Regions from separate parts of the Homo sapiens genome. Here regions 2 and 3 are each linked to region 1. The links are chromatin loops, found by intact Hi-C in ENCODE. Cell type or tissue: heart left ventricle. All regions are shown on one strand. Links, peaks and the distances in the headings refer to the core of each region. The heading gives the core; the rest is flanking DNA. Region 1 holds the start of LOC124903643 (a long non-coding RNA gene). Region 2 overlaps LOC400499 (putative uncharacterized protein LOC400499). Region 3 holds the start of LOC400499 (putative uncharacterized protein LOC400499).

What was found. Hi-C counts contacts between places; a loop is a spot of excess contacts. Peaks named below come from ENCODE experiments on the same cell type or tissue, not always from the same donor. Only the 100,000 strongest peaks of a DNase experiment are listed, where the experiment ranks them.
Region 2: a loop joins it to region 1, with 5 times the contacts of the local background. A loop is called at or near these places in 73 of 110 quality-filtered maps.
Region 3: a loop joins it to region 1, with 2.4 times the contacts of the local background. A loop is called at or near these places in 91 of 110 quality-filtered maps.

What each region holds. Positions count from the first base shown.
Region 1 is chr16:11,636,651-11,647,177 of GRCh38, reverse strand. It overlaps LOC124903643 (a long non-coding RNA gene), which reads right to left and starts at 6,716. Exons shown (of 2, transcript XR_007064986.1): 1 at 6,226-6,716; 2 at 5,631-5,873. It also overlaps a transcript of LITAF not described here. RefSeq lists enhancers at 4,738-5,401, 6,351-6,645. In heart left ventricle, for the core only: CTCF peaks have their summits at 4,604 (motif pointing left) and 5,612 (motif pointing right); a DNase peak (open chromatin) is centred at 6,747; H3K27ac peaks cover 1,799 bases.
Region 2 is chr16:11,407,001-11,417,527 of GRCh38, reverse strand. It overlaps LOC400499 (putative uncharacterized protein LOC400499), which reads left to right. Exons shown (of 67, transcript NM_001370704.1): 44 at 3,020-3,186; 45 at 4,575-4,687; 46 at 6,201-6,282; 47 at 10,191-10,328. Among named protein-coding and RNA genes, the nearest start is that of RMI2, 67 kb to the right of the region's middle. RefSeq lists an enhancer at 2,636-3,607. In heart left ventricle, for the core only: no CTCF peak of the experiment used is centred there; no DNase peak of the experiment used is centred there.
Region 3 is chr16:11,522,315-11,532,841 of GRCh38, reverse strand. LOC400499 (putative uncharacterized protein LOC400499) reads left to right here and starts at 5,595. Exons shown (of 67, transcript NM_001370704.1): 1 at 5,595-5,733; 2 at 9,369-9,422. The coding sequence starts at 5,667. RefSeq lists enhancers at 4,398-5,331, 5,332-6,266. In heart left ventricle, for the core only: no CTCF peak of the experiment used is centred there; a DNase peak (open chromatin) is centred at 5,691; H3K27me3 peaks cover 1,069 bases.

The sequences.
Region 1 (10,527 bases), core at 1,106-9,105:
TGGAGTACAGTGGCACAATCTCGGCTCACTGCAACCTCTGCCTCCTGGGTTCAAGCAATTCTCCTGCGTCAGCCTCCTGGGTAGCTAGGATTACATATGTGTGCCACCACTCCCAGCTCATTTTTTATTATTAGTAGATAGAGACAGGGTTTCACCATGTTGGCCAGGCTGGTCTCGAACTCTTGGCCTCCCAAAGTGCTGGGATTATAGGCATGAACCACTGTGCCCTGCTCAAAATGCTTTTTTTTTTTTTTTTTTGAGATGGTGTCTCGCTCTGTTGCCCAGGCTGGAGTGCAGTGGCACAATCTCGGCTCACTGCAACCTCTGCCTCCTGGGTTCAAGCAATTCTCATGCATCAGCCTCCCGGGTAGCTAGGATTACAGTTGGCCAGGCTGGTCTCGAACTCCTGGCCTCCCAAAGTGCTGGGATTACAGGCATGAGCCACTGTGCCTGGCTCAAAATGCTATTTTTGTTTTTTGAGACAGAGTCTCGCTCTGTCACCCTGGCTGGAGTGCAGTGGCACGATCTTAGCTCACTGCAACCTCCACCTCCCGGGTTCAAGCAATTCTTCTGCCTCAGCCTCCCAAGTAGCTGGGATTACAGGCATGTGCCACCACACCTGGCTAATTTTTGTATTTTTAGTAGAGACGGGGTTTCACCATATTGACCAGGCTGGCCTTAAACACCTGATCTCATGATCTGCCCGCTTCGGCTTCCCAAAGTGCTGGGATTACAAGCATAAGCCACCGTGCCCAGCCTCAAAATGCTATTTTAAAGTCACTTTCTGTGAGCTCAATGGCAGAACACACGGACACATACAGGGGAACAACATACACTGGGGCCTTTTGGAGGGTGGAGGGTGGGAGGAGGGAGAGGATCAGGAAAAATAACTAATGTGTACTAGGCTTAATGCTTAGGTGATGAAATAATCTGTACAACAAACCCCCATGACACAGGTTGACCTATGTAATAAACCTGCACTTGTACCCCTGAACTTCAAATGAAAGTTAAAAAAAAAAAGAAGAGGCTGGGTGCAGTGGCTCACACCTGCAATCCCAGCACTTTGGGAGGCCAAGGTGGGCAGATCACCTTAGGTCAGGAGGTCAAGACCAGACTGGCTGACATGGTGAAACCCCATCCCTACTAAAATTACAAAAAAATTTGCCGGGCATGGCAATGCCTTCCCGTGATCCCAGGTATGTCGGGAGGCTGAGGCACGAGAATTGCTTGAACCCAGGAGGCAGAGATTGCAATGAGCTGAGATTGTGCCACTGCACTCCAGCCTGGGTGACAGAGTGAGACTCTGTCTGGAAAAAAAAAAAAAAGGAAAAAAGTCACTTCCAATAATCCTTCTTAGTGTGGTTATGCCAAATTGGCATATACTCAGGGTTTTTTACTTTTTTTTTTTATTTTAAGGGATCGGTCTTTTTGTCTTTGATTTTACTTTGTAATTTTGTAAAATATTTACATTTACCAAATAGAAACTCTGAAACAAGACACACTCAGAGAAGCTGAGCTTCCACCCCTCCATCACCAGTCTGCCTCCTCTTACCCTGTAAATACCCATGTTGGCTTTATCATTCCATCGTTTTTCTTTGAAAATGTGAACAAACATATACAAACCACAGGTGTATTGAGAAGGTAGGTAGCATGCTTTGCATTCATAGTTCTGATCCTTGGATACTGTTATTTATTTATTTATTTAAAATTTTTTTTGAGACAGAGTCTCACTCCATCACCCAGGCTAGAGTGCAGTGGTGCAACCTCGGCTCACTGCAACCTCTGCCTCCAGGGTTCAAGCAATTCTCCTGTCTCAGCCTCCTGTGTAGCTGGAATTACAGGCGCCCGCCACCATGCCCAGCTAATTTTTGTATTTTTAGTAGAGATGAGGTTTTGTCATGTTGGCCAGGCTGGTCTCGAACTCCTGACCTCATGTGATCCACCTGCCACGGCCTCCCAAAGTTCTGGGATTACAGATGTGAGTCACCACACCTGAACAGTTATTTATTTTTTTTTGCTTAACCATATATCCTGGAGACCACTGCATTGTAGGATAAGGAAACATTTTTTTTTTTTTTTTGAGATGGAGTCTCGCTCTGTTGCCCAGCCTGTAGTGCAATGGCGCGATCTTGGGTCACTGCAACCTCCATCTCCTGGGTTTAAGCGATTCTCCTGCCTCAGCCTCTTGAGCAGCTGGGATTACAGGCATCCACACCTGGCTAATTTTTGTATTTTTAGTAGAGACGGGGTTTTACCATGATGGCCAGGCTGGTCTGGAACTCCTGACCTCAGATGATCTGCCCGCCTCGGCCTCCCAAGATGTTAGGATTACAGGCGTGAGCCACTGTGCCCGGCCTTCTCATTTCTTTTTTCTCTTTCCTTTTTTTTTTTTTTTTTTTTTTTTTTTTGTGAGACGAGTCTCTCTCTATCTTCCAGGCCGGAGTGCAATGGCATGATCTCGGCTCACTGCAACCTCCGCCTCCCGTGTTCAAAGGATTCTCCTGCCTCAGCCTCCTGAGTAGCTGGGACTACAGGCGTGTGCCACCACGCCTGGCTAATTTTTTGTATTTTTAGTAGAGACAGAGTTTCACTGTGTTAGCCAGAATGGTCTGGATCTCCTGACCTCGTGATCCGCCTGTCTTGACCTCCCAAAGTGCTGGGATTACAGGCGTGAGCCACCGCGCCCGGCCTCATTTCTTTATATTGCTGCATAGTACTCTTCTGTGTGGCTGTGCCATAGATTATTCAACCAGTTCCTTCTTGGTGGATGCTTGAGTTTCTCACGTTATGCTATCACTAGCAGTGCCGCAGTGAAAAACCCTGTGTGTCTGTGATCTGGGGAATGGATTCCTCGTTCCCCTCAGGGGATTTTAAATCCTAACTTATGATACATGTTATGCAGGAGAGGTTCGTGGTGCTGTGGGATTTCATAACAGGGGCTCTGCCCTATCAGAGTAGTCACTAACAGCTTTTCTTGAAGAGGAGCTGGTGGTCACGCTGAGATCTGAAGGAAAAATAGGAGGTGATTAGATGAAGAGAGGAAGAAGCAGGCAGTAGCATGTGTTAAGGCTCCGCTGCCGGAGTGAGCCTGATACATTCGAGTAACTGATAGAAAGCTGGTGAGTTTGCAGCTCAGGAAGTGAGGGAAGGGATGGAGGGGACCATGTCTTTGCATGGGTTGGGGTCGGTGGAGATGAAAAGAAGTAGATGGCCGGGTGCGGTGGCTCATGCCTGTAATCCCACCACTTTGGGAGGCCGAGGCGGGTGGATCACCTGAGGTCGGGAGTTTGAGACGAGCCTGACCAACATGGAGAAACCCCGTCTCTACTAAAAATACAAAATTAGCCAGGTGTGGTGGCACATGCCTGTAATCCCAGCTGCTCAGGAGGCTGAGGCAGGAGAATTGCTTGAACCCGGGAGGCGGAGTTTGCAGTGAGCCGATCATGCCATTGCATTCCAGCCTGGGCAACAAGAGCGAAACTCTGTCTCAAAATAAAAAAGAAGAAAAGAAGTAGATGAATTGAGGTGACCAGCACGAGGCAAAATGCACAGAACTTGGTGATTTTATTAGTTGGGACACTGGTTCACCTGCCATTTTGAAGACTTAAAATAACTGGTTTAAACAACAAACGATTGTTTCCTTTTTTTTTTTTTTTTTTTTTTTTGAGACAGTTTCTTGCTATGTTGCCCAGCCTGGAGTGCAGTGGTGCAATCACAGCTCACTGCAGCCTCAGTCTCCTGGGCTCAAATGATTCTCCTACATCACCCTCCTGAGTAGCTGAGACTATAGGCGCCCACAACCACGCCCGGCTAATTTTTGTATTTTTTGTAGAGATAGGATTTTGCCATGTTGGCCAGGCTGGTCTCGAACTCCTAGCCTCAAGTGATCTGCCTGCCTCGGCCTCCCAGAGTGCTGGGATTACAGGCGTAAGCCACCACACCCGGCCTCTGTTTCCCTTTAACATAGAGTCAGTCCTGGTGTAAGTAAGTGTCGCAGCTCTGGTTTGGCTATTCCAAGGCATCAGGGACCCAGGCTCCTCCTACCTTGTTGCTCCATTTTCCCTAAACGATTGTCTTTGCTCTTATTGTCCAAATCGGATGGTCACCCTCTCCTACACTCCAACTGCCAGGAAGGGGAAAGGAGAAGGGAAGCTAATGATGGAGGTAGACCTGCCCTTTCCCTTAGAGACACATGCAGGGACCTGCGCAGTTCACTTTTGCACACATCCTATTGGCTAGAATTTAACCCCTTGGCCACACCTATATACAAGGGAGGCTGGGAAATGTGGTCTTATTTCTGGGTAGCTGTGCCCAGCTACGTATTGGAAGTCCTATTGCTTTGGAAGAAGGGGAGAGTGGATATTGGGGTGCAGAGTAGTCTGTGCTGTGCCCTGTGAGGGTTTGGGAAAGGTGGGGGGTGGGAGAGGGCAGTGGTAAGGAGGATATCTTGCTCCCCAGCTTTGAGCCTATGTGGGTGGAGGTGTCATTTGCCCAGGCAGGGGGCACAGAAGGGCTGTCTCTTTCTTTTTTGTCTTTTTTTTTTTTTTTTTTTTGAGACAGAGTCTCCCTCTGTTGGCCAGGCTGGAGTGCAGTGCTGGGATCTTGGCTCACTGCAGCCTCCGCCTCCTGGGTTCAAGAGATTCTCCTGCCTCAGCCTCCTGGGATTACAGGCATGGGCCACCATGCCTGGCTAATTTTTTTGGCATTTTTAGTAGAGACGGGCTTTCGCTATGTTGGCCAGGCTGGTCTCGAACTCCTGACCTCAGGTGATCTGCCTGCCTCAGCCTCCCAAAGTGCTGGGATTACAGGTATGAGCCACCATGCTCGGCCAGGGCTGTCTCTTTCTAACCCTGCACCACATGGTTTCATAAGAAATCTGGCCTTTGTGCACGATGTAGGGAGCAGAGTTCAGGATATTGGGGAAACTGAGGCTGAGGGATGCTCCAGTTTCAGCTGATTGGAAAGACAGGTTGAGCCCAAACCGTTCCTCAAGAAAACACAACTGCAAGACCAGCCCAAACTGGACCTACTCTGTTGATAACAGAAGGTCAAGTTACCTGGCAGATATAACTGAGCCAACACAGCAAGTCAGGTATCCCAGACATGCACAGTTGGAAAAGCTTTGATGTCTATCAACACCCAGAACTAGTGATTCCTCCGCGCAAAACCAAGAAGTCCAGGACATGCCCAGAACTTGACCACCGGAACTGTTTCAGAAGCGAGGGGTCCATTGGCTAGGAGGATCTGGGGTTATGCTTTGCCTCAACAGGCTCAGCGCGGTGGCTCATGCCTGTAATCCCAGCACTTTGGGAGGCCAAGGGCAGGAGTTAAGAGACCAGCCTGGCCAACATGGTGAAACCCCGTCTCTACTAAAAATACAAAAATTAACTGGCTGCGATGGCTCGCACCTATAATTCCAGCTACCTGGGAGGCTGAGGCAGGGGAATCACTTGAAGCCTGGAGGCGGAGGTTGCAGTGAGCCGAGATCACATCACTGCACTCCATCCTGGGCGACAAAGGGAGATTCTGTCTCGAAAATAGATAGATAGACAGACAGATAGAGAGATAGACAGAGAGATAGATAGATAAAAATAAAATTCTGCCCTTGGCCTCTAGGGGGCCATACTGGCTTGCTGCGAAGTCACGGTGTTTTTATTTTACTTGAGTGCTGTGCGGTTATTGGAATTCCTCTATCTGCTGGGTTGCTTCTGGCACCCACATCACCTGCGCATGGCCTGCTTTCTCCTGCTGATCGTGCTCGTCTGGAGCCTGCGGGCCCTTCTGCCCCCAGTGCAGTCTGTCCATCTGTCTGTCTGTCCTTCCGTCAGCATTGCTCCCTTGTTCCAGCTCTCTTTACTCTCTGAAAGGGGCTCCTGGGAATGGGGGTCAGGCAGGGGAGGCTGTACATGCCAGTATGTGGCCTTTACCCTTCCCCTCTTCCCCTCCCCTCTCTTTTTCTTTCTTTCTTGGAGACAGGGTCTCCCTCTGTCGCCCAGGCTGGAGTGCAATGGCATAATCACGGCTCACAGGAGCCTCGACCTCCTGGGCTCAAGCAACCCTCCTGCCCCAGCCTCCCATGTGGCAGATACTACAGGTATGCACCACCATGCTTGGCTGATTTTTTTTTTTAAATAGAGATGGGTTTCCTTATGTTTCCCAGGCTGGTCTTGAACTCCTGGGCTCGAGCCGTCCTCCCACCTCAGCCTCCCCAAATTCTGAGATTACAGGAGTCAGCCACTGCTCCCGGCCTGATATCATGACTGTGTTCTGTCTCCTCCACACACGGGACCTTGTTCCTGGCCACCCACAGCAAACCAGCTCTCTCCTCTCCCTGGGCTTGGCTTCCTTCTTTCCTGGCAGCATCTTTGCCAGTGTGCCGGCTTGAAAACAGCCGAACATGAGGAGGGGTGGTGTAGACTGACAGGGGCTCACTCAAACTTGAGGAGAAGCCAAGCTGGGGCTGAGTTTGGAATGCATGCCATGGTTACAGACGACGTCATTCTGCCCTTTAGCTGTGACTCAGCAATTAGGATCAGATTTCCCATCCCGAGGGTTGTCCTTGTGACCTGCCAGATGGATGATCATCACCCCCATACCAGCATCGAGTGAGAAGACCTCGAGCTGGGGCCTGCACAAGGGTGGCTGCAGCCGTGATGAAGTGGCAGTGATTTGCAGAGCCTTGGGCTGCCTCTCTGCTGCAGGGACTGTGACAAATCAAAGAGGAAGCCTTCTAGAGCCCTGCATCATGTGCACTTCTTGGCACTTGTGAAATATTTCATAATCCCAATTGCGTAGGTAGCTCCAGTTCTGCCGCCCACTGTCCGTGTGACCTCGGTGAAGTCACTTCATCTCTGAGCTTCAGTTTCCCAGGCTGCAGAACAAGTATCAGAGCGAGAACCCCTTCATTCGTTTGTTCATTCACTGACTTACACACTCAGTCGCTCCACGAACATGTGCTGAGCAGCTACTATGTGCTGGATGCAGTGCTCAGCCCTGCGGATCCAGCCGTGAATGCCTAATAAGGACCCAGCCCTGGCAGAGTGGACCTCCCTTTCTACTGAGAGGACAGTCAACAAACAAGGTTATCCACATCGACACATTGTTGGCCGGGTGCGGTGGCTCACACGTGTAATCTCAGCACTTTGGGAGGCTAAGGCAGGTGGATTGCTTGAGCCAGGAGTTCAAGACCAGCCTGGGTAACACAGTGAAACTATGTCTCTGCGAAACATACAAAAATTATCCGGGCATGGTGGCTCTCGCCTGTACTCCCAGCTACTTGGGGGGCTGAGAGGGTAGGATCTCTTGAGCTTAGGAGGCAGAGGCCCTGGCTAATTTTTGTGTTTTTAGTAGAGATGGGGTTTCACCATGTTGGCCAGGCTGGTCTTGAACTCCTGACCTCAAGTGATCCGCCCTCCTCGGCCTCCCAAATTGATGGGATTACAGGCATGAGCCACTGCACCTGGCCTAAAAAGATTATTTTAAAGATGAATCTTTTTTCTTTGCCCAGACTTTGGATGTCCTTTTCTCTCTGTTTCATTCTTTTTTCTTTTTTTTTTTTAAAAATCTTTCTTCCAAAGTTTTATTGTAAAAATGTCCAAATATAAAGAAAAGTTGAAAGAACTATACGGGGAATACCTATGTATACATCACCCAGATAACATTTTGTCCTATTTGTCCATCCATCTATCCATCCATTCATCCATCCATCCATCCACCCACCCATCCATGCATCCCACCCACCCATCCATCCCTCCCTCCTTCTAACCATCCATCCACCCATCTATCCACCCATGCATCCACCACTCACCCATTTATTCTTCCCCCCACTAATCATTCATTCGTCTACCCATCTATCCATGCCCCGTCTATCCCTCCCACCCTCTAACCACCCATCCATCCATTTATCCATCCATCCATTCCTCCCTCTAACCATTTATCCATCCATCCCTCTCTCCCTCTAACCATTCATCCATCTACCCATCCATACATCTACCCATCCATTTATTCATCCATCCATCCCTACCTCTGACCATCTATGCATCCATTCCTGTCTCCCTCTAACCATCCCTCTAACCTCTACCCATTTGTTTACTCATCCATCCATCCATCCCTCTATCCCTCTCTCTACCTAACCATTCACCCATGCATCCGTCACTCTACACATCTTACTTTTTGGATGCATTTCACAATAAGTTGTTGACGTCAGTACCCATTTCCTTGAACAATTTGTTACGCGTTTAAATAACTAAAGTTTACTATCCAGAATATTTTTTCAATGCAAAAAAAAAAATACACAGGTTAAAAAGGTAGCCAGCTATGTATATCTAAAATGAGATTGTGGAATTAAAAATACCTGTGATTCCTATTGGAAATCTACTAATATTAACATGAGAATTGCTCCATTAGGAATTAAAGTTAGATGCTAAATTTCCAGGGTTTTTTTTTTTTTTTTTTTTTTTTTTTTTTTTTTTTTTTTGAGACAGAGTCTTGCTCTGTCGGCCCAGGCTGGAGTGCAGAGGCGTGATCTCAGCTCACTGCAACCTCCACCTCCTGGGTTCAAATGATTCTCCTGCCTCAGCCTCCTGAGTAGCTGGAATTACAGACATGCACCACCACGCCCGGCTAATTTTTGTATTTTTAGTAAAGACTGGGTTTCATCATGTTGGTCAGGCTGGTCTTAAACTCCTGATCTCGTGATGCGCCTGCCTCGGCCTCCCAAAGTACTGGGATTATAGGCGTGAGCCACCATACCCAGCTCCAATGTATTTTTTCCCTCTGAGTTTGAGGACACCTACTCAGTTCTTATTTCATAAAACTCAAAGAAATCATGCTGTTACCATGTGAAGGCAAGCACTATCATCAGTGGGAAATACTGAGCACTTGTTATGTGCATTATCTCATTTAATCATCACCCCAAACCTATGGGGAAGTGGACTATTACTGTTCCCATCTTACAGTTGAGAAAACTGAGGCCAGGAGGTGATGTGATGTACTCAGGTTCCTGGCTGGCAGGTGACAGAGCTGGGCTAATCATATCTATCTATCTATCTATCTATCTATATAGATAGATATATATATATAGATAGATAGATAGATATAGATATATATATAGATATATATATAGATATATATATAGATATATATAGATATATAGATATATATAGATATATATAGATATATATAGATATATATAGATATATATAGATATATAGATATATATAGATATATATAGATATATAGATATAGATATAGATATAGATATAGATATATATATATATAGTTTTTTTTTTTTTTTTTGAGGAAGGTTCTCACTCTGTCACCCAGACTAGCATGCAGTGGCACAATCATGGCTCATTGAAGCCTCAAACTCCTAGGGCCAAGTGATGCTCCCACCTCAGCCTCTGGAGTAGCTGGGACTACAGGCACCACCGGCATGCCTGGCTAATTTTTAAATTTTTTGTGGAGACAGGAGCTCCTTATGTTGCCTAGGCTGGTCTTGAACTCCTGGGCTCAAGTGATCCTCCCACCTCAGCTGGGAATATAGGCGTGAGCCGCTGCGTGCAGCCTATGCTGTGAATAGCAGGCTTGTGCACGTGCTGTGTGCCCCTCATGGGCAGGCACTGTGCTGAGTCCTTGGTGGATTGTTTCATTTGCTCCTCACGGCAGTTTTACCAGGCCATAGGTGAGCCCAGGTCCCCAGCTGCCAGCAGCAGAAACAGACTTGGCTGATGTAAGCAGAAGAAGAATTTACAGAAAGAGGACTGAGTAGTTCTGCCCCAGCACTGAAGATGGGATAGAGAGTGAGCCACCAATGAATGCCCAGAACTGGACCACTCTACTGTGGCTCCATTCCCAGGCTGCAAGCCTGGACCCAAGGCAGCCACACTGACCCAAAGAGATGGGCGTTCCTGCCACCTACTGTGAGGCCCCTTCTCCACTTCTCTGTGGTGCTGGTGATACAGGAGATAGAAAGAAATTATTTAGGCAGACCAGGCGCGGTGGCCTGCGCCTATAATCATAGCACTGTGGGAGGCCGAGGTGGGCGAATCACCTGAGATCAGGAGTTTGAGACCAGCCCGGCCAACATGGTGAAACCCCATCTCTACTAAAAATACAAAAATTAGCTGGGCTCACTTTTACAGATGAGCACGCTGGTGGTGTGCGCCTGTAATCCCAGCTACCCAGGAGGCTGAGGCAGGAGAATCACTGGAACCTGGGAGGCGGAGGCTGCAGTGAGCTGAGATTGTGCCACTGCACTCCAGTCTGGGCAACAAAGCTAGACTCCATCTCAAAAAAAAAAAAAGAAAAATAAATTATTTAGGCAGATAGTAAGGGCAACAGAGTCCTCGGTGGAATTTCACTTTTAATAAAAAGTAGCCTCCACATCATTTCTTTTCTGACAAAGAGCAGCCTGGAAAATCGAGCTGCAGACATAGATAAGCAAGCTGGAAGATTGCACAGGTGAATGCCGGCAGCTGTGCCAATAGGAAAAGGCTACCTGAAGGCCAGGTGTGTTCAACACGGGGG
Region 2 (10,527 bases), core at 1,228-9,227, 230 kb after region 1:
CCAGTGTGGCTCTGGGCTCCAGGACAACCAAGACAGCCTTGCCCGTCAATGACCTAACTCCCAAGGCAGGTGGATTAGTTTTCTAGGACTTCCACAACAAAGTCCCACACACTGGATGGCTTAAAACATAGAAATCTTAGCTAGGTGTGGTGGTGCATGTGTGTGGTCGCAGCTACTCGGGAGGCTGAGGCAGGGGATTACTGGAGCCAGAAGGTTGAGGTTGCAATGAGCTATGATTGCAACACTGCCCTCCAGCCTGGGTGACAGAATGAGACCCTGTCTCAAAATAAAAACAATCCACAGTGGATTGAGGGCCCGTCCGACTTGAATATGACCTTGTTTTTACTTAATTACATCTGTGAATACCTTATTTTTAAATAAAGTCATATTCACAGGACAGAGGGTGAGGGGGGGTGGGACTTCAATATCTCTTTTTGGGGGACACGGTTCAACCCATTATGGTGGGAAGATAAAAGCAACAAGAGGAGCCAGCACTGGCTGAGCACTTACTGCATACATGCCAGGCAAGCTGTGTGCACACGAGAGCACAATACAGTACAGCCGTCCCGATCACACAGGGTGAAAGTCAAAGCTCTTAGAGGGGCCTGCGAGCCATCAGAATCCACACCCTTCCCCCATCTGACCTCATCTCCCAGCCCCCAGCCCTACTTGTTCCACTCCTTGCTATTCTTCAACACGCCAGGCTTGCTGCGGCCCCAGGACCTTGGCACGGGCTGATCCTGCTGCCTGGAATGTGTCTCTCCCACACGCCTGCCTGGCTCCCTCACCTCCCTTAGGTATTTTTCCAATGGCATCTCAGGGAGGCCTCTCTTTTCCACCTCCCCGTTTCCTCCCATCCCCTCCCATCCCTCTCCCCAGCTCTGTCATTTGAACACACTGTGTAGCATACAAATACCTTTGTTTTTCATTTTTCTATGCTAGAATCACCAGAATGTGTGCTCTGTGAGGGCAGGGATGACTTTTGTCTGCTTCGCCGTAGGGTGCATAGTAGGTATCGAATGGGTGCATGAACGAGCCTATGAGATAGGGTTAGGAATGCCATTCCCATTCTGCAGATGAGGAATGGAGGCTCAGAGAGGTTGAGTCACCTGGTCTAGGCCACACAGCTGGTAATGACGGAGTGAGGATTGAACCCAGAGCCATCCTCTGACCCCCATATAGATTATGGAGACTTGGCTCTTGACCATTCAGGATCCCGGGGACTCCCCAGTCCCCTAGGGGAGTCCTTCTGTTGGCCTCAAATTTTTTTATTTTGGGGGCCGGGTGCAATGGCTCATGCATGTAATCCTAGCACTTTGGGAGGCCAAGGCGGGTGGATCATTTGAGGTCAGGAGTTCGAGACTAGCCTGGCCAACATGGTGAAACCCTGTCTCTACAAAAAATATTAGCTGAGCATGGTGGTGCATGCCTGTAGTCCCAGCTACTCAGGAGCCTGAGACACAAGAATCACTCGAACCTGGGAGGCGGAGGTTGCAGTGAGCCGAGATCACGCCACAGCACTCCAGCCTGGGCCACAGAGTGAAACTCTGTCTCAAAAAAAAAAAAACAAAACAACAACAGCAAAAAAAACACTTTATTTTTGGCCGTTAGCCTCCTGAGGGGAGAACAGAGGACAGGATCACATGGGGAAATTGTCCCCAGTCTGAGTTGACCTCAGGGTTTGTTAGGGACATGACAGTCAAGTGAGGGGAGGCCATTCTGGATGACCACCTCCACGCCGCTCTAGTTCCCGACCCAGGATGCCTGGTATGGCCGCCCCCAGCCAAGAGTGACTTCTCCCTTCTCCCACTGCTGTCCAGTCTGTTGTCCCTACCTCCTGGGGATGCTCTGCCTGTCGTTAACATTCTTGGTATCTCTGACAGCCGGGTGCTCCCAGGTGTGGGGATTGTGTCCCCTGTCTCCTTGTGCCCTGCATGTAGTAGGTACATGTGGCTGAATGTTGAACGAGGAAGGAAGGAAGCATTTCCTGAGGCCACCTGCATGTCCCACAAGTGGTCCTCTCCCGTGTGTTACCCCATTCACTCTGGACGCTGTCCCTTGAGGCGGGCGGGCTGTGCCCACCTCATAGATAAGGAAGTCGAGGCTCAGGGCTGTGGAGCTCGTCCACCCTGCTGGCCAGATGGGAGGTGCTGGAGCCTGGCTGAGTGTCACTTGGGCCTGAGCCGTGAGCTGCACCCCACGGGAACCTGGCATCTGATACAGAATCGGCGCCATCTGTTTGCTCTGGGGCTCCTGGACCCGATGAGTTTCTCTGTATAGCAAAGGGAGTTTAAGTCAAAGAAGAAACTCCTAACTGTGAGCCAAAATCTCCTGTTCTGTAGGGGGTGATGGGAAGGACGGGACCCTCCAGCCAGGGCCAGGTGGCTGCAGGTGGATGTCAGTGGCCGCAGTGGCCATTTGTGGGGAGCAGACGTCATGCTGATTCCTCTGCAGGCTACCCCTCCCATAATCCTCAGGAATCCCTGCAGAGAAGCCTTTCATCCCACAGTCATTCAGAAAGCACTCACTGCACCCCCGCTGCATGTCAGGAGCTGTCCTAAGGGAAATCCCGACCCCAGGCACTGACCTTCTGGTGGGGTGAGAGTTTGGGGAGCAGGAACCTAATAAGTAAGTGAGCGAGGTCATTTCAGGTTGTGCTGGAAACCACACTCCAGGGAGATGGGATGGAGGATGCCTGGCAGCCAAGGACTGGGAGGGACTTCAGATGGGCAGTCAAGGGAAGCTTCTTGGAGAAGGTGTCATTTCAGCAACTTCAACTTCAATGAGAGAAGGAGCCACCCAGGCCTGGATCCTCAGGGACAAATTATGACAGATGATGTCACGGAGGCTCAAAGGGGTTGACCCCACCCAGCACCCACGCTGTGGCAGCCTTGCCCTTTCCTGCTGGTGTTGTGTTTGAGGGCCACAGGGCATGGCCTCTCATGTAGTCTGGTGTGTTCCTGGGCTGGGAAGGGAGGTGAAGCTGTCTTCAGTAGCCCATGCCATTCTCTGTCTCTAGAGACCCAGACCCAGGCCAGGGTGGCCCTCCATGGTGGGGACAGTGGAGTCAGCATGGACCTGGCAGCCCTGGTGGCTCGGCCACGACGTGGCCCACTGCAGCTGGTGGCCAGTGCCAGCCACACAGTGCCTGCTCTCCAGAGGCTGGGCCTGCCCTTCACCAACCAGGTAAGGAGTGGATGGAGCAGGACCTCCCTCCACATTCTGTTCTCTCTGTCCAATTCCTGGTGTGCAGAGGACCCGCTGTGTGCAGGGTGGGTGGGGAGGACCAGGCCTTGGGTTTCCCCAGTACTTGACAATTTACAAAGGCTTCATTCATAATCGCTATAACCAGGTCTGCTGAGCAGTCTCTGCATTTCCAATCACAGGGCTGGTGTGGATGGGTGCCCTGGAGCCTCGTCTGGCTCCTGCCCTGCGTCCTTCTGCCCTGCAATCTTGGGTCAGAATCAAAGCTCCTGCTTGTCAAGCCCTGCCCTGTGCCCAGCCCCCTTCAAAGGGTTTATGGGCGTTCGTCAGTCTCATCCTCCTCAGGCTCCAGAGAAAGGCAGGATGGCACCGTCCTTACCAAGGCCCTCTCCGATGTTCAGATCCCAGCTCTGCTGCTTGCCAGCTGTGTGGCCTTGGGCAAATTCCTTCACCTGTCTGTGCCCTCATCTCCTCATCTGCAAAACAGGGATGATGATATTACCTATAATGTGGAGGTTGTGAGGATCGAGTGAGTTCATCCCATTAATGCCTGAGTAGATCCTTAAGCACCTGCTGTGATGAAGGCAAAGATGAAGAAGAAGATGCTGATGGTCTGACAGTGATTATTATCGTCATCATCATCATCTCTGGGTCACACGTGAGAGTGTGGGTGACTTGCCCAAGGTCACCTAGCAAGTTAGCAGCAAAATAGGGACTCAGACTTGGCACCCAGGCCCTTCCTCACGGTGTCCTCCTGCCTCGGTGAAGAGGAACCCACATGGGGCCATGCCCTGACCACTGTCACTTGGCATGAACTCGTCCTGCTTGGCTGGGCCCTCCTTCTCCAAGAGCCACAGAGCCTATTCTAGAGCCAGGCGCCAATGCTTCTTTCACACCCTCCTGTTTCAGATTACCCAGCAACCCCTGCCCCAGTCCACTCTGCTGTAGGAGGAGGGAGCAGCTCCCAGGGGGTCAGGGGGCCAGGATGTCACCCCTCCTGCAAAGGATCTCAGCCCTGTACCCCACAACTGAGTGGACTGGATACCCTGTGCCCTTGGCTTCATCTAAACCCTTTCCTGGCCTCGAGGTCAGGTGACAGGGAGCCCTCCCGGGAGCACATTCTCTGTCGACGTCTGGGCTGCAGCTGTCCTTTGAGGTCCCTCGGTGGGCACTGCCAACCTGAGCTGCAATAGGGGCTGACTCCGGCCCTGTATCCTCAGCACCTGTGAGAGTGTTGGATGAGCCAGGCCATGCTGGGCTTAGGGACAGGGACGTGCTGGGCTATAGAGCTCGGCTGGGGTCCCCACCCAGCCTGTGAGGCTCCTCAGGCTATGTACACCCACACATCTCACAGCCTGCTCCCTCCTCAGCTCGTGTTCCAAGGACTCTGGGAGGCAGAAGAGATGAGCTCCTCACTGCAGCTGACCTGCGATTCTCAGGCCACCTTGGTCCTTGACGTCCGTGGCCAGAACCAGGCAGTCAGGTGAGGGGGGCCCCCAGGAGGAGAGGAGTCGGGGGAGGAACCATTGACTGGGTACCTGCTGTGCACCATCGCTGGACACAGCACCTCTCAATTCTCTGCTCAGCACTGCTGCATAAACAAGGGCAGGGAGGCTCAGAGAGGCCAAGTAACTTTTCCAAGGTCACACAGCTATAAAAATCCCTCATCCTCTCCAGGCAGGGCACTGATGAGTTCTCAGTCTCAGAAACTAAGTGCATCCAAGGCCCCAAACACTTATTAATAACTATTACTGCCCTTAGGCCTGGGGGCCTGGTGAGGCGCTTGGTGCTCTTACGTGTGCAGTAAGTCAGGGGCCACCAGCCAGGCTCTAGCCCTCAGGTCTCAGCAGTGAGGGAGGGGGTGAGTAAGCCACTTGTTGAAGGGGTAGACCAGTGGTTCTCACCTAGGGGCGAGTTTCCCCCCAGGGACTTTCAGCAAAGTCTGGGGAATTTCTGGTTGCTACAGTGGGGAGGAGGACACTGTGAGAGTCAGTGTATAGAGGCCACGGATGCTGCTAAGCATCTTACAGTGCCTAGGACACACCCACGACTGTGAAGGCCAGGAGTCAAGATGTCAGCTGTGCCAAGGCTGAGACATGGAGGTGGAGAGGAACCTGACAAGAGGGTGTAGCACCCTGGAGTTAGCAACAGGGGAGAGAGGCCTGGCACAGCGGCTCACACCTGTAATCCCAGTGCTTTGGGAGGTCGAGGTGGGAGGATTGCTTAAGCCCAGAAGCTCGAGGCCAACCTGGGCAACATAGTGAGATCCCCATCGCTACAAAAAATCTTAAAAATGAGCCTGGTATGGTGACGCATGCTTGTAGTCCCAGCTGCTCAGGAGGGTGAGGCAGGAGGATCACTTGAGTCTGGGAGATCGAAGCTGCAGTGAGCAGAGATGGCACCACTGCACTCCAGCCTGGGTGACAGAGAAAGACCCTGTCTCTAGTGAAGAAGGAAAAAAAAAAAAAGAAAAAGAGAAAAACGTGGAGATTGTAACCACCCTGGCCTGGAGGAGTGAGGGGAGGGGTGCTATGTGAGGAGGATCCCTGGGAGGGAGTCAGGGGGTTAAAATCCTGCTGTCCAGACCCTGCTGGGACTCCCATGGGACCAACCCAAGAAAGCTCATTGATGGACTCATGGAAGACTTGAAGCCCAGAGCCATGTTTAACCCTTGATACCAATGGGGAAACTGAGGCTCAGGGGAAGCTGAGGCTCAGAGAGGGACAACCAAGAAGCTTGCTCCTGGTGCCAGAGCTAGGCAGAGGCCAAGCCAGGACTCAAATCTAGGTAACTTGGCTCCAGAGTCCAGCCCTAACCAGGGCACCGTATGGCCCTTGGGCCTCGGGGTGTGTGAATAGCCCTGAACTGGGCCACTGATGTGATCCTGGCTCTCTGACTCTCTCTCGGGGAAGTCCCCTTGGTCTCGACATGGCCCTGGGGGCACTGGACAAGGTGCTGTCTTGCCAGCTTCAGGCCTTCTCTTTCCTTCCTTCTAGCAAAGAGCTGCTGTTCTCAGGCCGGCATCGCCTCCCCTTCCTCCTGGGTCTCTGCCCCAGCTCAGCCTCAGCCTCAGCTAAGGTAACTGTGCCCCAGCTGCCTGGCTCCTAACTGGTTCCAGATGCCCAGCCCGAGGCAGGAGGGGGCCAGGCCCCTCTGGGGAGTGTTAATACATGCACATCTGTTCACCAGCCTGCAGCAGGCTCCGGTGGGCAACCCTCGGAAACCCCTGGCTCCAGCTTTCCCAAACATACCCAGGTTTACATTCCTGGGCCAGCCCCCGTGGCCCCCAGTCAGGCTCACAAGCCCTTTGGGAGATGGGGGAGGCCTCCTCACCCAGTGCCTGGCGCCTGGCATTGCCTCACCCAGCCTGGCACACTTGTAGAAGCTGGAGCAGATGACACAGCCCTTTGGAGCTGAGCCAGCGTCACCCCCATCTCTGCCCTGCATGCAGGACTTGAGGGGTCGTAGGAGTGCACAGGAGGGCCCAGTAGTCTTAGGCCAGGTTCCTCTGTCCCTCTGAGCTGTCATTGTCTGTGCCCAGATCCGGAGCTCCTGGAGGGCATGCCTAGTGCCTGGCACAGGGCCCAGCACACAGTAGTTGTTTAGTAAAAAAAATAGGGCATGAATAGGTGAGTGCATGCATGAATGGTTACATCTGTAACTAGTCACTTCATTTTCCTACCAGCCACCATGTTTTGGTAGGCACCCTCCCAGCCCTGGCCCAGGCCACCTTTGTCTACAGAGCATGCGCTATGTGCTGGGTCCCCTGCCGCATTTACACGTGATTTTGGAGTTCCTCAAACTTCGCTCCAACTGCACAGTCATTCAGGGAACTTCTTTATTTATTTATTTAATTTTTAAATTTTTTTTGAGACACAGTCTCTCTTTGTCACCCAGGCTGGAGTGCAGTGGCACAATTTCGGCTCACTGCAACCTCCGCCTCCCCGGTTCAAGCGATTCTCCTGCCCCAGCCTCCTGAGTAGCTGGAATGACAGGCGTGCGCCACCACGCCTGGCTAATTTTTGTATTTTTGGTAGAGACAGGGTTTCACCGTGATATCCAGGCTGGTCGCAAACTCCTGACCTTAAATGATCCACCCACCTCGGCCTCCCAAAGTGTTGGGATTACAGGCGTGAGCCACTGCGCCCAGCCTTATTTTTTGTTTTTAGAATGTCTTTTTGAGACAGGGTCTTGCTCTGTCACCCAGGTTGGAGTGTGGTGACGTGATCATAGCTCACTGCAGCCTCAAACTCCTGGGTGCAAGTGATCCTCCTGCCTCAGCCTCTGGAGTAGCTGGGACTACAGGTGGTACCACCACACCTGGCTCCATTCCGGGAGCTTCTTAGTTTTTTCCCAAGTTTTATTTTGAGTTATTTCAACCTATATAAAAGCTACTGTAGGACAGTGAACATTGACCAATTGTTAATATCTTTCCATCTTTCTTATCTGTTACATAAATTTGTATCATCACACATTTTTTCTGTATCATTAAGAATTAATATAGAGACGTTTCTGAAGACATCAACTTTTTACTCTGAAATACTTCAACTATTTCCTGTAACAAGGATATTTTCTGATTTAACACGGTAATTACAACATTCCAGAAACTGAACGTTGAATTAATACCTTCATTTAATGTACAGCCCATATACAATTTCCCAGCTTTCCCACTAATGTTCTTTCAAAAAACTGTTTTGTTTTGTTTTAAATCCGGGATGCAGGCCAAGATCACGCAGCATTCGTAGTTGCCATGTCTTTTTAATTTTCTTAATCTAGAACAGAGGTCTACAAACTTTTATTGTAAAGTAAAATGTTGTGGGGGTTGCAGGCCTTATGGTCCCTGTTACAACTACTCAGAATTGTCACTGTAACACAAAAGCAGCTATAGACGATATGTAAGTGAATAGACATGGCTGTTACAATAAAACTTTTTATAAAATCAGGTTGTGGGCCAAATTTGACCCAAAAGCCAACTCCTGATCTAGAATATTTTCCTTCTACACCCTACCCTTCCTTACCCAATGTTTTATTTTTTTATTTTTTTATTTATTTTTTCTTTTTTTGAGATGAAGTTTCACTCTGTCACCCACGCTGGAGTGCAGAGGCGTGATCTCGACTCACCGCAACCTCCGCCACCTGGGCTTATGCAATTCTCCTGCCTCAGCCTCCTGAGTAGCTGGGATTACAGGCATGCACTACCATGCCTGGCTAATTTTTGTATTTTTGGTAGAGATGGGGTTTCGCCACGTTGGCCGGGCTGGTCTTGAACTCCTGACCTCAAATGATCTGCCCACCTCAGCCTCCCAAAGTGCTGGGATTACAGGCATGAGTCACTGCATCTGGCCCCCCAACATTTTATTATACAATTTTTTAGACACTAAAAAATTGAAGTAATTTTACAGTGCATACCCACATACTAGATTTTCCTGTTTACATTTTATTTCACATAATCACATAGCTCTCTATCCATCCATCTTATTTTTGGATACATTTCAAAGTAAGTTGCAGATATAATTCCCCCTAAACATTTTATTGTCATTAACCACCTTCAGAAAAGTCCCAACTGGATGCAGTGGTTCACACTCATAATCACAACACTTTGGGAGGCCAAGGAAGGAGAATTGTTAGAGTTCAGGAGTTCAAAACAGCCTGCAACCTAGGGAGACCCCATTGCTACAGAAAATTTAAAAATCAGCCAGGCATGGTGGTGTGTACCTGTATCTCAGCTACCAGGGAGGCTGAGGTATGGAAGAATTGCTTGAGCCCAGGAGGTTGAGGCTGCAGTAAGCTGTGTTCACACCACTGCACACTCTAGCCTGGATGACAGAGCAGACAGACCCTGTCTCTGTCTAAAAAAAAAAAAAAAAAAAAATCCTGCACTGACAATTTTGAAGTGTCCAGGAAGTTATTTTGCAAAACATCCTCCTAATGTGGATTTGTCCGATTGTTTCTTGAAGATAAGATTCAGGCTGAACATTTTTGACAAGGGGTATCACTAACGAAATGACGCCTCTAGTGAGCGCGTTAAAAATACCAGCTCTTGGCTGGGTGCGGTAGCTCACACCCGTAATCCAGCACTTTGGGAGGCCGAGGTGGGCAGGTCACCTGAGGTCAGGAGTTCGAGACTGGCCTGGCCAACATGGCGAAACCCCATCTCTACTAAAAATACAAAAATTAGTTGGGTGTGGTGGTACATGCCTGTAATCTTGGTTACTCAGGAGGCTGAGGCAGAAGAATCACTTGAACCCAGGAGGCAGAGGTTGCAGTGAGCCGAGATCGTGCCACTGCACTTCAGCAGCCTGGGCAACAGAGCAAGACTCCTTCTCAAAAAAAAAAAAAAAAAAAAAAAAAAACAGCTCTGGAACATCTTCCCAGAGACTCCATTTTTGTAGGTTTTAAGTGGGAGCCCAGAATCTGTATTTTTAATAAGTTCCCCCGCAGTGATTCTGCTTTTCAGCCAACCTGGAAGTTAGCACATTATTTCATACAATTTTCGCAGCAACCCGTAATAAAATAGGTGTCCTTATCCCTGTTTTTGGATTAGAAGGCTTGGGTGGTTAAGGAACTAGCTGGAGATCACTCACCTCTCAGTGGTAGATCCACACTTGGAGTTCTGTTGTGTTTGATGCTGACACGCACCCAGGCATAATTCTTTCTGCTAGACTGCCCCCTGCTGTCTGCAACAGTACTACAACTAGAATTCTTGGCTGCTGGTGCCAGGCTGGTAGATATTTTCAAGTCAATGTTATAGCAGGGAGGGCATGAAGGAGATAGTTGCCATGGCCACGCTTGATGGCCTAACCTGAGGCTCCAAACCCTCGCATCATCAAACTTCATCCAGCCCAGGGAGTTGTGGGTCTCTTGGGCCTGGGACTTTGGGAGGCAGAGCCCTCGGCCTACAGCCAGCATCTCCTGGAATGTTCCATCAGAGCCCTGATGAGGAGCTTTATCGTGTTTTGTGGTGGTTTTTTTTTTTTCTGACCCAGCTACACTACTCCAAGGGTGAGGTTCAGAGCATGTTCGCCTTGGGCGTGGAGGAGCGTCATTTTCACATCAGCACCCGGCAGGTAGCTGCTAAGGCCGGTCTCAACAATTTCATCAAACTGGAACAGACCTTTCTGCAGGTGTGTGGAGGTCAGCCCAGGGCCGGAGCACGCTGGGGTGGGGGGCCTCTGGGACAGCCCTTTGAGAAAAGAAAAATTGTCCTAGTGTCCCGGTTCCTGGGCGGAAGGACAGACAAGGCTGTGAAATGGACACAATGTGCTGGATTTATTGAGCTGGATTTATTGCATGATTTATGGAGCATCTACTAGGTGCCAGGCA
Region 3 (10,527 bases), core at 1,645-9,644, 110 kb after region 1:
GTCACACTGCTAATTGAATAAATAAGCAAAGGGATGAACCATCCCTCCCTGCTCTCTCGCATCCACTCCCCACCTTCTTCCATCCACCTGACTTTTCCAACCTTACTAGTAAACAACAGGGAGCCAATTTCTCTGTCAATCTTTTTTTTTTTTTTTTTGATACAGGGTCTCACTCTATTGCCCAGGCTGGAGTACAGTGGCGTGATCTCAGCTCATTGCAACCTCCCCTTCCTGGGTTCCAGCAATTCTCTTGCCTCAGCCTCCCGAGTAGCTGGGACTATACAGGTGTATGCCACCATGCCTGGCTAATTTTTGTATTTTTTGGTAGAGACAGGGTTTCACATGTTGGCCAGGCTAGTCTCGAACTCTTGACTTCAAGTGATCCGCTTGCCTCAGCCTCCCAAAGTGCTGGGATTACAGGCGTGAGCCACCTAGCCCAGCCTCTTGTTCATCTTTTGTGTTGAAGATAAGGTGGCAGTAGTGAGTGCTTCATGAAGGCCAGGCGAGAGGAGCTCACTGCCCCCTGCTGGTTACTTCTTCTCTATCATGGGGTATCTGTGGCTCTCTCACCCGCTTACCCTAGCTCTGCAAAATATCTTTTGGTGGTTTAAAAAGAAAGCTGCTTCAGGCCGGGTGTAGTGGCTCACACCTGTAATCCCAGCACTTTGGGAGGCTGAGGCAGGTGTAGGTCACTTGAGGTCAGGAGTTTGAGACCAGCCTGGCCAACATGGTGAAACCCCTATCTCTACTGAAAATACAAAAATTAGCTGTGCATGGTGGTGGGCACCTGTAATCCCAGCTACTTGGGAGGCTGAGGCAGGAGAATCGCTTGAACCCGGGAGGCGGAAGTTGCAGTGAGCTGAGATGGCGCCATTGCACTCCAGCCTGGGTGACAGAGTGAGACCCTGTCTCAAAAAACAAAACAAAACAAAAACAAAAACAAAAAAACCTGCTTCATTCTGAAAAGAATTGAAGAAACACTGTAGGATTCCAACTCTGTGACATTCTGGAAAAGGCAAAACTGGAGACAGTAAAAAGATCAGCGGTTTTGGGGTTGGTGGGGGGCGTGGTAAGGGAAAGGGAAGGATTAATAGGCAGAGCAGAGGGATCTGGTTGTTTAAGAGTGTGGTACCTCTGCCATGCCTCTCTCGGTCCTGCGCCTGCCATGTAAGACGCCTGTTCCCGCTTTGCCCTCTGCCATGAGTGAAAGCTACCTGAGGCCTCCCCAGAGGCAGGTGCTACCATATACTTCCTGTACACCTTCCCGAACAGTGAACCAATTAACCCACTTTCCTTTATAAATTACCCAGTCTCAGGTCTTTCTTTATAGCAGTGTGAGAACAAGCTAATACACAAATGAAAAGGCTGCCTTTTTTTTTTTTTTTTAAAAACAGTCTTGCTCTGTCACCCAGGCTGCAGTGTAGTGGCGTGATCACAGCTCACTGCAGCTTCAACCTCCTGCGCTCAAGAAATCCTCCTGCCCCAGCCTCCTGAGTAGCTGGGACTACAGGTGTGCACTACCACACCCGGCTTTTATTTTTGTAGAGACAAGGTCTCCCTGTGTTCCTCAGGCTGGTCTTGAACTCCTGGGCTCAAACAATCCCTCTGCCTCAGCCTCCCAAAGTGCTGGGAGTAAAGGCCTGAGCCACTGCACCCACCAAAAGGGCTTCTGAACTCTGGTGACTCTGACCTGAGCCTGATGGGCTTCAATCCATACTCCGGCTGAACTCACACTGACTGGAAGGAAGCTCGATCCCCAGTCGCTGGCAAACCCAACCCCAACCCCGTAAATTTTCTCTAGGTAGAAGCAGGACTTTCTTTGGTGGGAGGAAGAGGAGGTGGGAGGCTGGATCTATGGTGGATGGCTTGTATAGGAGGGTCTGAGTCTTTGTGAATCGAATCCTGTGTCCCCATGTTCTATCAAACCACCTTACTGGGTTTTGGGCCTGTGACAATGTAGACACAAAGTGAGGCCAGCGGTACAGAGACCCTTCCCAGGCAGACTCGGGTAGGCTGGGGCAATGCAAACACAGCTGGTCATCAGAATGGCCTGGAGGGAGGGCCCCACCCTAGGGAGTCTGATTGTCCTGGTCTGGAATGGGCCTGGGAATCTGCATTTGTAGCCAATACCCACTGTGATTGGCGAGAAGCCATCGCATTGAGAATTGCAAGGTCTCTGCTCAGGCTCCTGACTTTGAATGGGGGAGGAATTCAGGCCTGTGGTCAGAGACTTGAGTCTCCTGGGGGAGAAGACGGAGAAAGAAAGTGATGGACCAAAGCTGCCAGAGCTAACAGAGCAGGGACTCTGGAGCCAGATGGGGTTAAAATCCTCCTGAGCTGTGTGACTTAGGGCAAGTGTCTTAACCTCTCTGTATCTCTGTTTCCTCATCTGTACCATGGGATGACCTAGTTCACCTTGCAGGGATTTTGCAGGAGAAGTTGATGAATGAGTCAATATACAAGGAATGCTTTGCCTAGTCTGATAGTTTCCTAACAACAATGCCATCTATTCTTTGAGATCCAGGGAAATCTCTCCTTTGTAAACTGCTTCCACGAGTTCCTGCCAGAATAACTGTTCCTTTCTCTGCGTGAGGTCTGTCTGTGGTGTGCTGAAGATCTTCTGCCTGTGCATCTCGTTTCCCCACTGACTCCTCCAAGCCAGCACCCCCCCACTCGCCCCCCAGGATGCTCTTCCCCACAGCATTTGGCAGCCACGCCCGAACCCATCGTAGTCCCCAAGCAGCTGTGAGCTGAAGGGTCTTTTAGGTCTTTATCCCTGTGGGTCAGGTGCTCCTGAACCCTGCTAGAGAAAATGCTTGAGCTGGGGGCCAGGCTCAGTGGCTCATGCCTGTAATCCCAGCACTTTGGGAGGCCGAGGCAGGTGGATCACCTGAGGCCAGGAGTTCGAGACCAGGCTGGCCAACATAGTGAAACCCCAGCTCTACTAAAAATACACAAAATTAGCCAGGCGTGGCGGCACATGCCTGTAGTCCCAGCTACTCGGGAGGCTGAGGCAGGAAAATCGCTTTGAACTTGAGAGGTGGTGGTTGCAGTGAGCCGAGGTTGCGCCATTGCACTCTAGCCTGGGCAACAAGAGCGAAACTCCGTCTCAAAAAAAGAAAATAAAGGAAAATGCTTGAGCTTGGGAAAAGGGAGGTAGAATCATTGATTTCAAAATATGAAAAGAAAATGGGCCAAGTCTAAAAGCATAAATGATTAAGTTTTCATAAAACATGGTGTGCCAACCAGTCAACTGTGTCTTAATTTGACTCTAAGAAAATTCCATTAAAAGTACATTTAACTGTCCATCACGAGATAAATGGCTACATAGAAAGTGGTCTATCCTTTCAGTGCATTATTCAGCCACGGAAAGGAATGACACACTATTTCACGTTTCGTGGCTGAGCCCCAAAACTGTCATGCTGAGTGAAAGAAGCCAGACAAAGGCCACCTACTAAACCATTCCATTTATGTGAAATGTCCAGAATAGACAAATCCATAAGGACACAAAGCAGATCAGTGGTGGCCAAGGACTGGGGTCAGAGGCACCAGAGGTGATTGTTTACTAGGTATGGGATTTCTTTTTGCAGTGAGGAAATTATGAAATTGGTTGTGGTAATGATTGCCAAACTCCCTTACTATCTTAAAAACCATTGAGTTGTATGCTTTATTTTAATTTAATTAATTTATTTTTTTGAAATGGAGTCTCACTCTGTCACCCAGGCTGGAGTGCAGTGGCACAATCTCGGCTCACTGCAACCTCTGCCTCCTGGGTTCAAGTGATTCTCCCGCCTCAGCCTCCCAAGTAGCTGGGATTACAGGCACCACCATGCCCAGCTAATTTTTTGTACTTTTAGTTGAGACGGGTTTTCACCATGTTGTCCAGGCTGGTCTTGAACTCCTGGCCTCAAGTGATCCACTCGCCTCAGCCTCCCAAAGTGCTGGGATTACAGGCACATGCCACCGTGCCCTGCTAATTTTTGTATTTTTAGTAGAGACAGGGTTTCACCATGTTGGCCAGGCTGGTCTTGAACTCCTGATCTTGTGATCCACCCATCTCGGCCTCCCAAAGTGCTGGGATTACAGGCATGAGCTGCCGCGCCAGTTGAGTTTTGTGCTTTAAATGGGAGAATTGAGTCAAGTAGACCCAGCTACTTGGGAGGCTGAGGTGGGAGGATCACTTGAGCCCAGGAGGTTGAGGCTGCAGTGAGCTACGATCACACCACTGCACTCCAGCGTGGGCAACAGAGTGAGAGCCCATCTTTAAAAAACAAAACAAAACAAAAACAAACAAACAAAAATCACACCTTGAAAACCAAAAGGTGTGGGTGGAGGTGAGTTTGAGGGAGAGAGGCAGAGATGTGGGACCTAGAATGAACGCTGAGCAGGTGTGAGCAGACCTCTGGCCTCCCGAATTACTTCCTTGTCCTCTTGGGAGGCCTTAAACCTGGAGCTTTGAAAAACCCGCTGCTGCTGTGATAAGAGCCATTTCCAAAGGCCTTGCTAAGTCAGGCCTCCCGTTGGCTTTTCCTAACCTGAGCACTGGGAAAGACAAACCCAATGTCAGACTACACAACTAGACAGTAGTGATGGTTGCGCAATGTCATGAGTGGACACGACGCCACTCAACTGAATACTTAAAAGTGGTTAAAATGGGCCGGGTGCCGTGGCTCATGCCTGTAATCTTAGCACTTTGGGAGGCTGAGGCAGGTGGATCGCTTGAGCCCAGGAGTTTAAGACCAGCCTGGGCAACGTAGTGAAACTCCGTCTCTACAAAAAATACAAGAATGAGGTGGGCGTGGTGGCACAGTGCCTGTAGTCCCAGCTACTTGGGAGGCTGAGGCAAGAGGATTGCTTGAGCCCGGGAGGTGTAGGCTGCAGTGAGCCATGACCACACCACTGTACTCCAGCCTTGGTGACGGATTGAGACCTTGTTGTTGTTGTTGTTTGTTGAGACGGAATCTAGCTCTTTTGCCCAGAGTGCAGTGCTGGAGTGCAGTGGCGCGATCTTGGCTCACTGCAAACTCTGCCTCCCGGGTTCAAGCGATTCTCCTGCCTCCACCTCCCGAGTAGCCGGGATTACAGGCACTCGCCACCATGCCCAGATAATTTTTAAATTTTTTGTAGAGATGGGGTCTCACTGTGTTGGCCAGGCTGGTCTCAAACTCCTGACCTCGTGATCTGCCCGCCTCGACCTCCCAAAGTGTTGGAATTACAAGCGTGAGCCACCGCGCCCAGCTGAGACCCTGTCTTTTAAAATAAATGAAATGGTTAAAATGGTCAGTTTTATGTTTTTAAAATATAATTATACTGCAATTAAAAAGAAACAACCACTACACCGTCTTGCCTTCTGACCTGAGATCTCTGTTTACAAGGCTAGGAGAGTAGTCAAGCTCCTTTTTTTTCCCCTCTAGGCTTTTTTTCCCCTCATTGGTCAGGAGCCCCCTCCCCTCCTCTCTGTCGGGCGGGGTGCTAATAACTTTATTGGAGGCTTCTGACTGGCTGGATCTCTGTTCTGAATGCCCCCCACCTCCCCTTCTACCCTCCTGGGCTGGGAGAGTGGGTTAAAGCTGAGCCCTCCTCTTTGGGGAAAAAGATTCCTTTCAGGACCACGCTGAGCTGCTCTGGAGCCTGAGGCTGGTGGCACGGGGCTGGCCCAGGAAGTGATGCCGGCCCCCGTGGGACTCCTCGGTCTGGTCCTGCTCTGGCCGCTGATGGCAGTGACTGCGGAGAGTAAGTAAAACTGCTGCGCGTTCCTGGTCCTGTCTGGAGCGAAGCAAGGGGCAGTCCAGATGCGCCGGGGATTGCGCTTTTGTAGCCAGATGCCTGTTGACCTGCCTTTCCGCTGCCACCTTTTGTTTTGCTTTTCATGGGGAAGAGGAGCGAGAGATGACAGGTGAATCCTCATCTCTCACTCACATGCTCCACCAGCATCCTCTGGAAACTCAGACAAGGCAGGGATTGGGGAGCTGCAGAGACCAGATCTGAAGCCCTGAGTGAGAAAATGCTGCCTTCTGGACCCACTGAGCTTGAGCCCAGCAGGTCGAGGCTGCAGTGAGCCGAGATCATGCCACTGCACTCCAACTTGGGCGACAGAGTGAGACATTGTCTCAGCAACAAAAAAATGCAAGTAATATTAATTTTCCTAGTACCCACACATACAAATTTTTAAAAAGGCAGGTGAAATTAATAACATTTTACTTAACCCAATATATCCAATATATAATTAGAAAATGTAATCAATAGGAAGTATTAATGAGATTTATTTCCCATTCAACATTTAATGTGTATTTTATACTTACGACATATTTCAATTCAGATGCTAAGTTTTCATTGCAAATACTTGATCTGTCTTTAGATTTCTTAAAACTTAGAGTTGAGAAAGTAGGTTTACCTACTGTGCCAAGTTGTTTCAAACATATTTGAAAGTTTTCTTTCTTTAAAAAATATTTTTTGTGGAGACGGGGTTTCACCATGTTGCCCAGGCTGGTCTCAAACTCAAGTGATCCTCCCAGAGTGCTGGGATTACAGGCATGAGCCACTGCACCAGGCTGAAAGTCTTATAATAAGTGAATTGAGTATTGGTTTTTTGTTTAATTAAAATTAAATGAAAAGTTTCTCTGTAACCAGTAACATTTTAGATGCTTCATAGCCACATACTGGAGAGCGCGGGCCAGATTGTGGGGTCTTTTATTTGTTGTAAATGATGTAATTGTTTTGATATTTGGGCTTTTATTTCAGCATAGAACACTGTCTGGCATGCTATAGGTACTTGGTAAATTGTGTTGGTTTCATAAAAGAATGCACACTGATCAGAATTGACAGCTGAGAAAGCTGAAATGGGACTTGATTTCATTTGCTGGCTAGAGATGACACTCATTTCAGTCCATTTCAGATCTCTTCCTGGAAGTGAGTAGGATCTGATTGAAGAATTTATTACCTCCAGTGTGCAGTGTTTTCCCATCCTTGGTTAATCTGTTAAGAATTTATCATGACATGAACTTCATTTTTCTGAAATTTAAAAAATATTTTAAATGTGTTCAAGCGTTCAGGAAATGGAAGGGGTACAGGCTTAATTCAAGCACAATGCTCTCAGACCTCAGCTCACTTCTGCAGGTCATGGTGGCTGGAGGCTGGTGGGCCAGGCTGCTTTGTAGCCTAGCTGAGCAGTGAAGCAGATGTAGGGATTGTCTGTTGAGCAAACAAGCAGGATGCTGGGCTTGTGCACAATCGAGAACGTAATGATTACGCACACATATGTTTAATTTGGTGCCCAGTGTCCGAGTGATCAAAGAGTTGAAGGAAAGTTGGAAGGGAAATTGATTGGGTTGAATGTCTTTGAAATGTGGTTTTATCTGTTGATATTCTACTTGAATGCAAAGAGGGTTTTGTTAGATGTGCCAAAATATTTAGGAGAAAAAAACCCTGCCAGATATCTTACCATGTCCAATGTTTTAAAGGGTGTAAACAAAATAGTATATAATGCACCCTACCTCCACCCCTCCCCGTTTTGGGGAAATGATTTGTTTTTCCTTTTTTTTTTTTTTTTGGGACAAGGTCTTAACTCTGCTACCCAGGCTGGAATACGATCGCACCAGGCAGTGGTGCGATCTCGGCTCACTGCAATCTCCACCTGTCGGCTCAAGCAATTCTCCCACCTCCCACGAGTAGCTGGGACCACAGGTGTGCACCACCACGCCCGGCTAATTTTTGTATTTTTTATAGAGAGGGGGTTTCGCCATGCTGGCCAGGCTGGTCTCGAACTCCTGAGCTCAAGCCATCACCCACCTCAGCTTCCCAAAGTACTGGGATTACAGGCATGAGCCACCGTACCCAGGCACAATGTGTTTTTCGAGGGATTAAACAGGTCAGCAAGTGTAGCAATGACCAGTCGAGGTGCAGCGGGGTGGTTTTGAGGATGGAAGTGGTATTATTGAAATGCCATCCTATGGAAATGGCTGCAGATGAATGCCTGCTTAATGCATAGGAGGGCACGGGTGATGCCTGGGAAAGATCCTGCAAGTGGCTGGCAGGAAGGGGAAACGAGGTTTGAAAGTAGGTGGCAGTGGAAGGGCTGGGTGGCTGGAGGGAGGGAGGGAGGGGTGCTGGCCTTCCCAGGGAGGGAGCTCCAGGAATCTCTGGCAGTTTTCTTAGCAGCCTGAGCTGGGGGCCGAGGGGCCACCTCACCACATCTGCTCATGCCCTGGTTGTCCTCTGCCCCTTCGATGGTGGGAGAAGGGAGACACTCAACAGGGAGCAGCACCAGCTCCTGCTATTTCCTGCAGCAGCCTCTTGGTCTTGCTGGTGTTCCATTCATTACTCATTTGCTCACTTACTGTCTGATTCATTCAGGATGAGGGTATGGCTGGGGACTCTGGAGCCAGAGTGCCTGGGTTCAAATCCTAAGGCTCCACCGTTAGCCAGCTGTGTGCACCTGGGCAAGTCACTTGGATGGATAGGAGACAGGAGAGGGTGGGTGGCTGGGTGGATGGATGGATAGGAGGGAGAGTGGGTGAATGGATGGATGCATGGATAACAGCGGGGAGTGGGTGGGTGGATGGATGGATAGGAGAGGGAGTGGGTGAGTGGGTAGATGGATAGGAGGGGGAATGGGTGAGTAGGTGGATGGATGGATAGGAGAGGGTAGTGGGTGGGTGGATGGATGGATTGGGGGGTTGGGGGGTGGATGGACGGATGGGGGGGTGGGTGGATGGATAGGAGGTGGAAGTGATGCGTGGATGGATGGATAGGAGGGGGGCTGGGGGTGGGTGGATGGATGGGAGGGGGAGTGGGTGAATGGATGCGTAGGAGGGGGGTTGGGGGTGGGTGTATAGGAGGGGTGTGGGGAGTGGGCAGATAGATGGATAGGAGAGGGGAGCGGGTGGGTGGATGGATAGGGGAATTGGGGGTGGGTGGATAGGAGTGGGGGTGGGGGTGGTTGGATGGATGAATGGATGGATAGGAGCAGGGAGCAGGTGGGTGGATGGATGGGAGTGGGGATGGGTAGATGGATTGATGGATGGGAGGAATGGAGACCTGTATTTGTTGATGGAATTGGCAGAGCTTGCTGACATATTGGACTCAGGTAGTGATGAGGGATGTGGAAGCACGAATGATTGGCAGCTTGAGCTATCAGGGATGATGGTGCCAGTACCCAAGATGAACAAGAGCAAATTGGACAAAGGGTAGGGCAATCACTTCCAGTCTTTGTGGCCCTCCCTCCCCTGAGGACATTTTGCAAAGTCTGGGGAGAGCTGGCATTATCATTTCTCATCTTCTTCCCAGAGTAAGGTCAGTGGCCCATAGCGTGGGGCTATCTTATGCCTCTTTCTGGCCTCACCCTGGTTCCATCTGATTTGCGATTTCAGAAATTCCAGATTCGCAGGTGGGGCAGGTGGCCTCCTGCATGACTGCGTGCACAGGTGAGTGATTCTCTCAGGACGCCTGATCACACCTCTGGTGACCAGGAGCCTGAGCCCAGTACAGGGCCCAATGGGAGTGAAGCTGTAAGATGGGATTAGAGACAGCCCCAGAGGGCCCTGACTATGCTCCCAAAGATACCAGTTGGGAGGACCAAGGCCAGTTCTGGAAAGGTCACCCACAGAGTTAGAGAAATGAATAGCAAGCTCAGAGTAAAATGCCTTAAGCCATCCCAGCCCCCAAGGCTTCCTCTTCATGCCTGTGGGCCCCAGGTGGAATAAATGTCTTTGGCCAGGTGATGCCATTTGCATTTTGGAGTGGAGCAGATGAAAGAACCTTGGGAACAAATTCTTTGGAAAGAGAGAAGCATCTTAGGAATATGAGGTGTGGTTCTGTCTCAAGGAAATTGACATGAAAATGTCAGTTCAATCACAAGCCATGGGGAGGGGTGAGATGTTATAATTAGGTTTCACGCTTGATCCCCTGGCCTCAATAGAAGGTTAGAGATTTGGCTGGATAATTACAGACCTCTCTGTTCCCTAAATCAGCTCTTCCCCAGAGCAGTTACTCTCCTCACCCCCAGATCCCCCAAGGCTGGGCAGCTTTACAGCTTTATCTTCTATAAAGATCAGAATAACAACCCACCCTAACCCCTGCCAGCCCCACTTGATATCCATCAAGATGATAGGTGAGTAGTCAGACTCCCAAGGGTGGAATCCCAGCTGCGGATTGTGTAAGTTAGTTAACCTCTCTGAGCCTCAGTTTCTTCCTCTGTAAAATGGAGAAAAAAGAGTATTCACCTCAAAGTTGGTTATGAAGCTTAACTGAGTTACTGTAGATGAATGCTTCTCAACTGGGGTGATTGTGGCCCTCCCTCCCCTGGGGACATTTTGCAAAGTCTGGGGACATTTTTGGTTGTCACAACTGGGCTGGGTTACTGGCATCTTGTGGGTAAAGGTCAGGGATGCTGGTAAATTTCCTGACAACACAGAGGACAGCCCTCACAAACAGAATTCCCTGGCCCCAACTATTAATAGTGCCCAGGCAGAGAAACCTTGATATTAGAAGAAAGCCTGGCCCATGATGACACTGGCTAGTACTTATTGA